Linked DNA regions of Mus musculus: region 1 is linked to region 2. A link is a contact called in ENCODE POLR2A ChIA-PET data. All regions are on one chromosome and are shown on one strand. Each heading gives the region's core, a stretch centred on a gene start or an enhancer-like site at or near the end of the contact. The rest is flanking DNA. Distances are from core to core; before and after follow the strand shown. Region 1 holds the start of Hbp1 (high mobility group box transcription factor 1). Region 2 overlaps Cog5 (component of oligomeric golgi complex 5).

Evidence for each region. ChIA-PET counts read pairs that join two places held with the same protein, here RNA polymerase II (POLR2A).
Region 1: POLR2A ChIA-PET joins it to region 2 with 11 read pairs in Patski. The contact joins the promoter of Hbp1 here to the enhancer-like site in region 2. POLR2A ChIA-PET finds 5 or more read pairs at or near these places in 4 of 5 experiments (Patski and embryonic stem cell).

What each region holds. Positions count from the first base shown.
Region 1 is chr12:31,948,686-31,953,236 of GRCm38, forward strand. It overlaps Hbp1 (high mobility group box transcription factor 1), which reads right to left and starts at 1,560. Exons shown (of 11, transcript NM_153198.3): 1 at 1,511-1,560. The coding sequence starts at 1,525.
Region 2 is chr12:31,910,881-31,915,653 of GRCm38, forward strand. The region is part of intron 19 of Cog5 (component of oligomeric golgi complex 5); the gene reads left to right. Among named protein-coding and RNA genes, the nearest start is that of Hbp1, 37 kb to the right of the region's middle. Within about 2 kb of position 2,951, at least 3 of the 3 ENCODE cell types and tissues checked have a DNase peak (open chromatin) inside an H3K27ac peak, as active enhancers do.

The DNA of each region.
Region 1 (4,551 bases), core at 310-2,809, 36 kb after region 2:
TCTAAAGATAAAATACAATAGTGATAATCTGACGGTATATTAAGAGCGGAACAAACTGCCTTTCAAGTTCACTTGAGAAATGTATGACAAAAAAAAAAAAAAACACTGAGAGGGCATCCTTGTATTTAAGTCAGGGAAGTTAACAAAGGAAGGGCTTTCCCAGGAAGAAAAGATAAATAGGTTTATAAAACTAAACTGGGAGCTATAATAGAAAAAAATTTAAAAAGGTTCTGAAATTTACTAGTCGAGTTGAAGTAATGTTCAAAAGCCTAAGGTATCTCGAAAACTTGTCTTAAGTTTTCTTTTTTCAATGTAACTCCACTTCCCCCAATACTCTTGGTTCGACAAAGCTGGGGTTAAAGGGAGAGGTGAAACACCGGAACCAAAACACAAAATTACGGCTCCAAATCACCGCTGTAACTACTTAAGTATTTATAATTGCTAAAATCATTCTTCGACTGTAACCCATCCTAAACCCCCGCCCCTCTCCCTAGAGAATAAAGCTCCCTTAAGCCCAACTGAGTCCCCCCCAGCAGGTACAAAGTGCCAGGAACCGTGTCCCGCCCAGCTGTCAGTGCCTTCGCCGGCTGAGAAGTCCCAGGGAGTGAACTCCGGAGCGCTCAGCGCCGGGAGCACGCGAAAGCGAGGCTCGGGAAGCCGGCTGCGCCCCAACTCCTTTTTGTTTTGTTTAAATCGGCCTGCAGAGGGAGGAGCCGGGCCTCGCCCGCGGGCCTAGTCGCCGGGTCAGGCCGAGCAGCGCCTCCCGGAGCCGGCCAAGTCCACCCCCACCTCTTTCGCCATTCATCGCTTCCTCCCCTCCCCCCCATCATGTGACCGCAGCCTGGACGCCAGGCTTGTTTTTCCCCCTTAGCGCAGCCCCACCGCGCACCGCGCAGGCGCCTCGGAGCCCATTCATTCGAACTGCGTAACAATGAGCCCCGGGCCCGACGGCTCCGCGAGCTCCCCCGCCCGGCCCGGGCCCCGGAGGCAGCTTCGCCTCCCCGGAGCCCCCGGCCCGCTGGAGCTCGCGGCCGGCGTCCGCCCTCGGCCCCCGCAGCGGGGAGTGGCGAGGCAAACTTTCCGGAGCCCTCCGGAGCGCCAGGCCCCTCCCCTGCCCCGGCCCCTTCCCCGCCGGCCCCCACCGCGAGCGCCACCGAGCCCCGAGCTCCGCCACCCCCACCACCCCGAGTCCTGGGAGCCGCGGCCGTCCAGGCTCGGAGAGCTCCCGGGAGGCCCGGACGGCGGGTTCCGCGCAGGGGATCCAGTGCCCAGAGTCCCAAGGGTCTCCGCTCTCGCGGCCGCTGCCCGGCCCCGAAGCTCCAGCCCCTCCCTTGCCCACCCCCCACCCCTCAGAAACCCCGCGACCACACAGAGTCAGGACGCAGGCCGTCTGTCGCGACAGCGTCGCCAGCTGCTTGCCTGCGCGTTTCCCGACGGCTGCCCACCTCTCTGTGGCGCGCCGCGACTCCCACCGCCGCGTTTACTCCTCAGCCGAAACTTTCCTACTTACCAAACCCGTCGCCATTACCAAGTCTTTCAAGCTTCGTCTTCCCCCTCCCCTGAAGCCCCCGGGGGGCTGAGCCTTCGTCCACCTTTCTCGTCTTTAATTGGTCTGAAGAACTGCCACTCTAAGGTTCCGCCTTTCCATTGGAAAGTGCCGTAGTCCGTCTCGGTGGGCGGGCATGTATTGACTTTTCTCTTGTGTTTACTGGAGAAGGTGGCTTGTCAATCACTACAGAAAGCGCTTTGGATTGGATTGCTGCCGAGACACGGGGGACGGGAGCCAAACTTTGCTATCGAAGTGGATTGTGGGTTAGTAGTCTCAGCCTTGCTCCTTAGCTGAGGAAATTACCGGGGGGGAGGAGCTGACTGAACTACATATCCCAGAGGTACGCGCACAACGCAGTCTTGATAGTAAACAAGAGTCATAGGGACACGTGTATCAGCTCGTTTGTTTTGGTGTCTGAGACAAAAGGGAGGGGGCGGAGGATAGGAGTGTTTTAAAGCCAGGGCCACCTCTCTTCCTTTAGGCCTCCCAGAGGGCCTAGAGCGTCCTTGGTTGGGTATTTCAGCACCCATTCCAGGCCATAAACAGCAGAGTCGCTTGCTGCTCAAAGTTTGGCTGGTGGCCAAGGTATTGTTTTAGTGCGAGGGGAAGAAGATGACTGCACAAGCGGAAGCAGTGCAGGCTAGCCAGGGACTTGATCACTTACAAATCACGGCCCAAGCACGTTGGGGATTACAAAAGTTGATTCAGTACTGCCCTCCCTTAGCAGATGAGCTAGACAGATTTTTTTTTTTTTTTTTTTTTAAACTTAACCAGCCCTTGACTCAATACGCCGCCAACAACAACTGGGGAAGATTTACCAGTGTCCAGTTTGACCAGAATTAGTTGAGACACAGCCAAGTGCCATGTACTGTAGGGTTTAAGAATGAGACAGTATCGGACTCAAGAATTTATACAGCTGTTTAGAGTACTGGACTATTGCTTTGAATTTGAGGCATTCGAAGCGATGTTTCCTTATTGGCCTACATTTTCTTTTAAATTAATACAGAGGAGTGTAGATAGACTGTATTTGTCCGAAGTTAGTTGCTAGGTTACTTGTGTCTTTGGTGAATATTTTTAACTGTCTCTCCCTCCCTAAGCGTTCAGACAGAAAACTGCCTTTCCACTCTGTTTCTACTAGAAGTTCCTCCTGATTTTTCTAAGGGAGTTACCAAAAGTGGGGAATGGCTTTTCTGTGTTAGTTGCTTCCTTTTAAAGGAGGTTGCTCATAGCATCTGGGTGCAGTCAGTCTGTAATTGGCATTTTTACTATTCACATTATAAGCATTACTATAGGCATTATTGAGCTTTTTTTCTTTGAACATGAAGTGTTTAATCATGTAGGGTATGGATTAGGTTTTATTTCTTCCTATTACTAGAAATGTGCTGAAATTGAGAAAGAAAGGAGTACGAATTCTGCTCAAGTCAATTTAGGGAAGAGCTCGAGGTCATCTTTCAAAACTGCCCGCATTTCTAGACCTGAAAGCTACAGAACAAAACCAGTAAACAAAAGATTTACTGGTACATGGTTGAAACAAGGTTTCAAATTCCTTTGAGTTCTGCTTTTGGACTCTTGAAGTGGAAACTATTTCTAAAATAGCCGGCCCAAGTGAGCAGGGATTGATACTCTGCTCACAAATATTCTGTTCACAAGCATTGTTTTCCTCAAAATAATCCAGAGGAAAACCCTCCCAAAATGCCTGACCCCCACCCCCGAGTAAAAAAGTAAGACCCTAGTGTACAACTTTCAGATACTGTAGAGTGATCCCAAAAAGCATGACCGTGCTTCACTCATTTCGTGTTTGTGGTACTTCTGTAGTGGAATTCCAGCAAGACCCATAACTTAAAAACAGAAACACCAATATTAATTTCTTAACTAAACAATAGTAGCCTCTATTCTTGGAGTATGCTTAATATTTTAAAACTAGTGCCTGTGATATTCATATGTTCTCAAAACTAAAAGGTTGTGTTTCCAAAACTGAAAGCTTGAAAGCTTGGGCCACTGACTTACCCGGTCCTCATGAGCATGTATGTAAACTCCAACACCAACTTCCCCTGATACTTAGGAAAAGAGGTGGGGGGGGGGGGGGCTGGGGCTGGGGGGTCCAAACGTAAAAACACTCTCCAGGACTTTCCAGGTTTTACCAAAAGCCGTAGTGGGTTGGATTGTTTTGTTTTGTTTTGTTTTGCTTTTAGCTGTAAATTACCAGGGTGGGAAGAATAAATTTGACTTCAGATAAAGGTATTGCATGTTAATTATGATGTCTTACTAACTGTAGATGTTTCCCATTCATTCATATATTTAATACTATTTATTGACTCCTTCTGAAAATTCAAAGATTTAAAACATTTGTCATAGTTTATCTTATGTCCATGCCATTAAATATAAGTTAGATTAAGATACTTTAATCAGAGATAAATGCACTTATTAGAATCTACCCCCACCCCCAACTTGCAGCAGATATTTAATCCATTGGACTTCCTTGAGGAACTAAGTGAACACCTAGTGCCGTGTGCATATTTAACATGATCATCATTTAATTCTTGGTTAACCAACAAAAGCAGCCAACTCAAAAGCCAGAACAAAGATCAATAACATCTTAGAAAGTCTTATTCTTCAGATATTTTCAGGCTAAGATTAACATTAAAAAAAATTAATGCCTCCTCTTGGTTACTGTGTATATTGTGCACATGTATAAAATCTGTTAACATGTGAAAAAAAATCAAAATACCAACAGTTTGAAATTGTTTTAAACAAATTTTAGTTGGTTAAAGATGGTTAAAAAATAGTTTTAAGATTAGAGAAACACTACTTAGAATTTATTTCATCTATCTAGAAGTAAAATTAAGCAGTACTCCTGGATCTCACCATCTCTACAACAATTGCTACTTTGCCAAACAAAGTAGAAGAGAAAGCCCGTGACATCTACTTGAATATTTATGAACTCACTAGTCTCTTTATCAAAGGGTTCAACAAATACTACAGTTGAGACCAAACCAGAGTTC
Region 2 (4,773 bases), core at 1,701-4,200:
CATGATGTATAGCACTCATGTTGTCATGATGTATAGCACTCATGTTGTCATGATGTATAGCACTCATGTTGTCATGATGTATAGCACTCATGTTGTCATGATGTATAGCACTCATGTTGTCATGATGTATAGCACTCATGTTGTCACGTGGCTGCTGTAGTCAGTGTAATCCTAATCAAAATCCTGGTAATGTTCTTCACAGAACTATAGAAAATAATTAAAATTGACACGGAAGCATAACAATTCTAAATAGCCAAAGCAATCTGAATCAGAAAGAATAATACTGGAGCCTGTGTGTCAGACTATATTAACGAGTTAAAGGGACAGACCTGTATGATACTAGCAAAAAGAAAATGTAGACAAATCACAGTTCCATTTCCTGCCACCTAGTCTTTGACATATGTATCTGAGACATGTGTTAGAGAAAAAGACAGCATCGATCATTTTTTTTAAGTAAACAGTTAATGTAAAAAAACAAAAAACAAATGGAACAGGGGTTTCTATATATAGAAGAGAGAAACAAAAATCAATTTAAAGTGGATCAAAGATGTTGACATAAGAAGTTTGAAATACTGGTGGAAAACATCCTGAAAATACTCAAGCGGTCAAAACAGCCGCACGGGAGATCTCAAGAGTTTAGAAAGAGGTTCTGAGAAGGACTCCAGCAGCACAGGGACTCGCAAAAGGTGACAAGTGGTTCTACATGAAATTAGGAAGCTTAAGCTGAGTGTGGTTGCGCATGCTTTGGGAGGCATAAGCAGGTGGATCTCTGAGTTTGAGGATAGCCAGGGGTACACAGAAACCCCTCTCTCAAAAAAGAGAAAACAAAAGGAAAAGAAAAGAAAGAAAGGTGAAAGAAAAAAGTTAAAGAAGGGAGTGAGAGAGGGAAAGATTGAAATTGAGAGAGACAGAGAAAGAGAGACAGAAACAGAGAGAGGGGTGCTTCTGCAAAGCAAAGGAAATAATGGTGAAGAGAGCCAAAACTAAGCAAGCAGGGCTGGTGAGGGGACAGCCTGAGATCCTGAGTTCAGTGCCTGTGATCCACAGGGGGCATGTCAGGTCAGTGGCCAGTGCCATAGCCTCTAATGGCTACTGGCATGTGTATGTGTGCAGACACACACTAAATAGAACAAAGAAGGGTCTTTGCCAGCTATAGTCTGGACAGCAAACTGATATCTAGGATATATAAAGAAGGACAAAAATAAACACCAGCAAAATTGTCCAATCGGTAAGTGGGTTAATCTGCTGAACAGACTAATCTCAAAGGAATCAGTATAAATTCCCAGTTAGTATTTGAAAAGGTGTTCAACACCCTCAGCCATTAAAACAGTTTTAATTAAAACTGTTTTGGAGCCGGGCGTGGTGGCAGACGCCTTTGATCCCAGCACTTGGGAGGCAGAGGCAAGCGGATTTCTGAGTTTGAGGCCAGCCTGGTCTACAAAGTGAGTTCTAGGACAGCCAGAGCTACACAGAGAAACCCTGTCTCGAAACAAACAAACAAACAAACAAACAAACAAACAAAAAACTGTTTTGGAAGTCCATCTCACCCAAGGAAGAATAACTGCCATCAGGATAACCAATGTTGGCCAAGATGTGCTGAAAAAGAAACCGATATTCATTCAGTGGCTGGTGCAGAAGTCACTGTAGAAGTCAAAGCAGAAGCTCCTAAGAAACAAAGCCTAAAACTACAGCTAGTCTGTGATGCAGCTGACCCGCTCATGGGTGTGCACCCGGGCACTGAATAACAGCCAGGCCCTGTGCTCCTGGGCTCTAAGCTGTAATACTCACAAGAGAGCTATCCACACCTGTTTAACAATAGCCTGGGTCTTATTTCACAAGTACAGTACCTGTTTGTTTTTCACTCTGATTGGTCCAGAAACACATTATCTAGGAAATTACCAGAAATTTTAAGAGATTGGTGGCAAATTCCTGCCATTGAAAGACTTCATGTTTCTGGCTTCTGCTTCCCAATGATTCCAATATGGCTCCCAGGAGAGCAAAAGAGCTCCCCCGCGGAACTCCTTCTCTTCTGCATGGTCTGTGGTGAGAGACAGTAAACTCCAAACAGGAATCCTTCTTGAGACCTTGTCTACCCCAAGTCATTAGCCTCCTGCCTCATTCTCTTCTGCAGCCCTCATGACCCCTAAAATGTCTTGTAGAGAGCCTCACTTCCTGCAGGCTTCAGACAGTCTCTGCCCTGTGTGAGGAAGATGGCTGGCTGCATGCAGACAGGACTGTCAGCGGAGTCCCCTTTCCTCTCTCGGACTTTGGTCTCTATGCGAGTTTCTAAGCTCGGGGCCTTGCTGCCTTCTCAGGCTTTTTCTCAGAACTGGGGAGGGATAGGTTTGGTGGCGAGTAGCATGGAAGAGACCAGCACTGGTCCTGAGTGTGGGGTCAGGAGCAGCAGGGCCTCTGTTGTCCTGCATTTCGTGATTAGCCTTAGCCTAAGTCTGTCTGAAAGCTGACAGCTGGGCAGCCATGACTCAGTTAAATGTGACTTTCTAGAACTAGAAATAGACATTTTTTTCTAGGGGACCTAATACTTGACTAATTAACTCTGCCTTCTGGCTAGAATATGGAACCTTGGAAGTGCTGCTATATTTAGAATAATCTCTAAGAATGACAGTGTAGAATTTCTGCTTTTCATAGCACCTTAATTAATTTTCTTTTGTTTTGGAAAGTACTTCAGGTGGTGGCTTTTTTTTTTTAACTTGCTGGTGCTTCAGGTTCCATCTGGAGTCAGGAACAGGGAGGGCTCAGGTTGTGTTCCCTGACAGGAGGTGACATGTGAGTGACACTGAGTGCAGCTGCACGGAGGGCTCCTTAGACACCTCTGTTAGTGACCACTACAGAGACTGGTCCTGTCAGAAAGACCAGCGTGAGTGGCTTAGAGCTCCACAGGGCTAGATGACTGACTGACTAAGCAGGCCGTGTTTACCAGGCTGCTTTCTGATGATCTCACCCTCCATCTCTGTGCCAGGACTCCTGGACACAGCTCGCCCCATGCATGTGTGCCTGGATGCTCCCTCCCTGCCTCCCTCCATCTCTCCTAACCTTCCTTGCTGTCTTTCCCTGTATCTTTTGTAGCTTGCAGTGAAAATATCCTAAAGGATAATTGTGAAAAACACATATAAACTATTAAATTAACTTCCTAGATAAATTTTATATTTGGCTTTAAATTTCCTGAAGCTGAAGATAAAACAAACTCAGCTGTCTAGTTCTCCAGATCAGAAGGACTTGAGGCAGCTGTAGAGACTGAAGAGGAAGGTTGCTCTTAGCACTGCTTCCTGAGGGCCTGAGAACCTCCTGGGGCTTGTCCCTGAACTTGTCTTTGCTTTTAGCTCCCTTCCTGTTTGTGTCTCGGTGAACATCTCTTTGGGTTGGGTTTGACAGGCTGGCACTTGGTCTCTGTACCTAGAGGCTGGTATGGAACGTGGGGCCGCTTCACCTACTGCTTCCTGAAACAGTCTTTCTTCCCTCTGTCCACTTCTATTTCACCTACCCTGGTGCCCTTCTTGGGCTTTCCCGACTCCTGTCAGCTTTCTTTATTCCTTGTCATTCCTGTTTTCTTTTGCTCCTGTAATTTGATATTTTAAACACTGTCTTTCAAGTCACTGGTTTCTCATGTTTACTGAGGTTTGCTGGTAATACTTGACAATGTTATGTTTGGTCTTCATCTGTAGGAGTTTTTAAAATTCATTTTCAAAGATAATGAGAGAATCAAATATAACCAGCTGTTGTCCAGGAACACAGTGCCATGTTGCCCCAAATTCCATGTTCTAAAATGGTGTTAATTTCACAAAGTTTTTATAAAATTATAAATCAAAGCATGGTTAATACATTGTTCGACACATTAGGGTGGGTTGGAACAGAGCCAGGAACTCTTTGTTATTGGACTCAGAGATTATCTGCTGCCATCTTGACCTTCTGTTGATGCAAAGGATTGATTTGATAGTCATGAGGCTATTGGGTCCCACATGGAGGTGTAGGCAAGAGATGGCTGTTGAGAGGCTGAAGGGAGCCCAAGACTGATCACCACCCTCGTCATCATAGCTCTGCACAGTCACAGCCATGTCACCCATTCCTCAGCCATGTGTAGCATTTAAGATGTATTTGACTTTTTTCTTTTTCTAAAGACATGAGTTCACAGTTCCTTCTGTTAGCCAAGCAATCACCTTTTGTGCATACAAAGACTGACTATCGCTCTGTGCTATTTCAGTCACCAGGAGCAGGAATGGTTAAACATCACCTACTCTTCCAGCTGCCATGAACCAGGCCTAAAGTATTTTCAGCCTCAGTATCTGAGATACATGTGCTGTGTAAACTTAGGAATAGCGCACCTAATGTCAGCACAGTAAACAACACACTGTGGCCTGAGGATTTAAAGGCAACAGATGAGTGAAGGGGCATTTTTAATCAACTAGAAAGGGCATTTTAAAACTACATAGATAATGTTGCTCATCTACAATTATTTTTATTTGTTATGACAGTTTTGTTGATGTCCAGAGTGTTACATTTTGTTCTTCCATTTTTGGAACTGTTTGGGAAGGGTTAGGAGGCATGGCCTTGTTGAAGGAGACATGTCAGTAAGAGTGGGCTTTGAAGTTTCGAAAGGCCATGCTATTTCCAGTTAGCTCTCTCTGCTTCCTACTGGGTCTCAAGATGTGAGCGCACAGGCTCTGCCCCAGTGCCAGGCCTGCCTTCTTCCTGCTGTGCTTCCTGGCGTGATGGTCACCTGCTCTGTTGCTCTGGAACTGAGAGCCCAGATAAAGC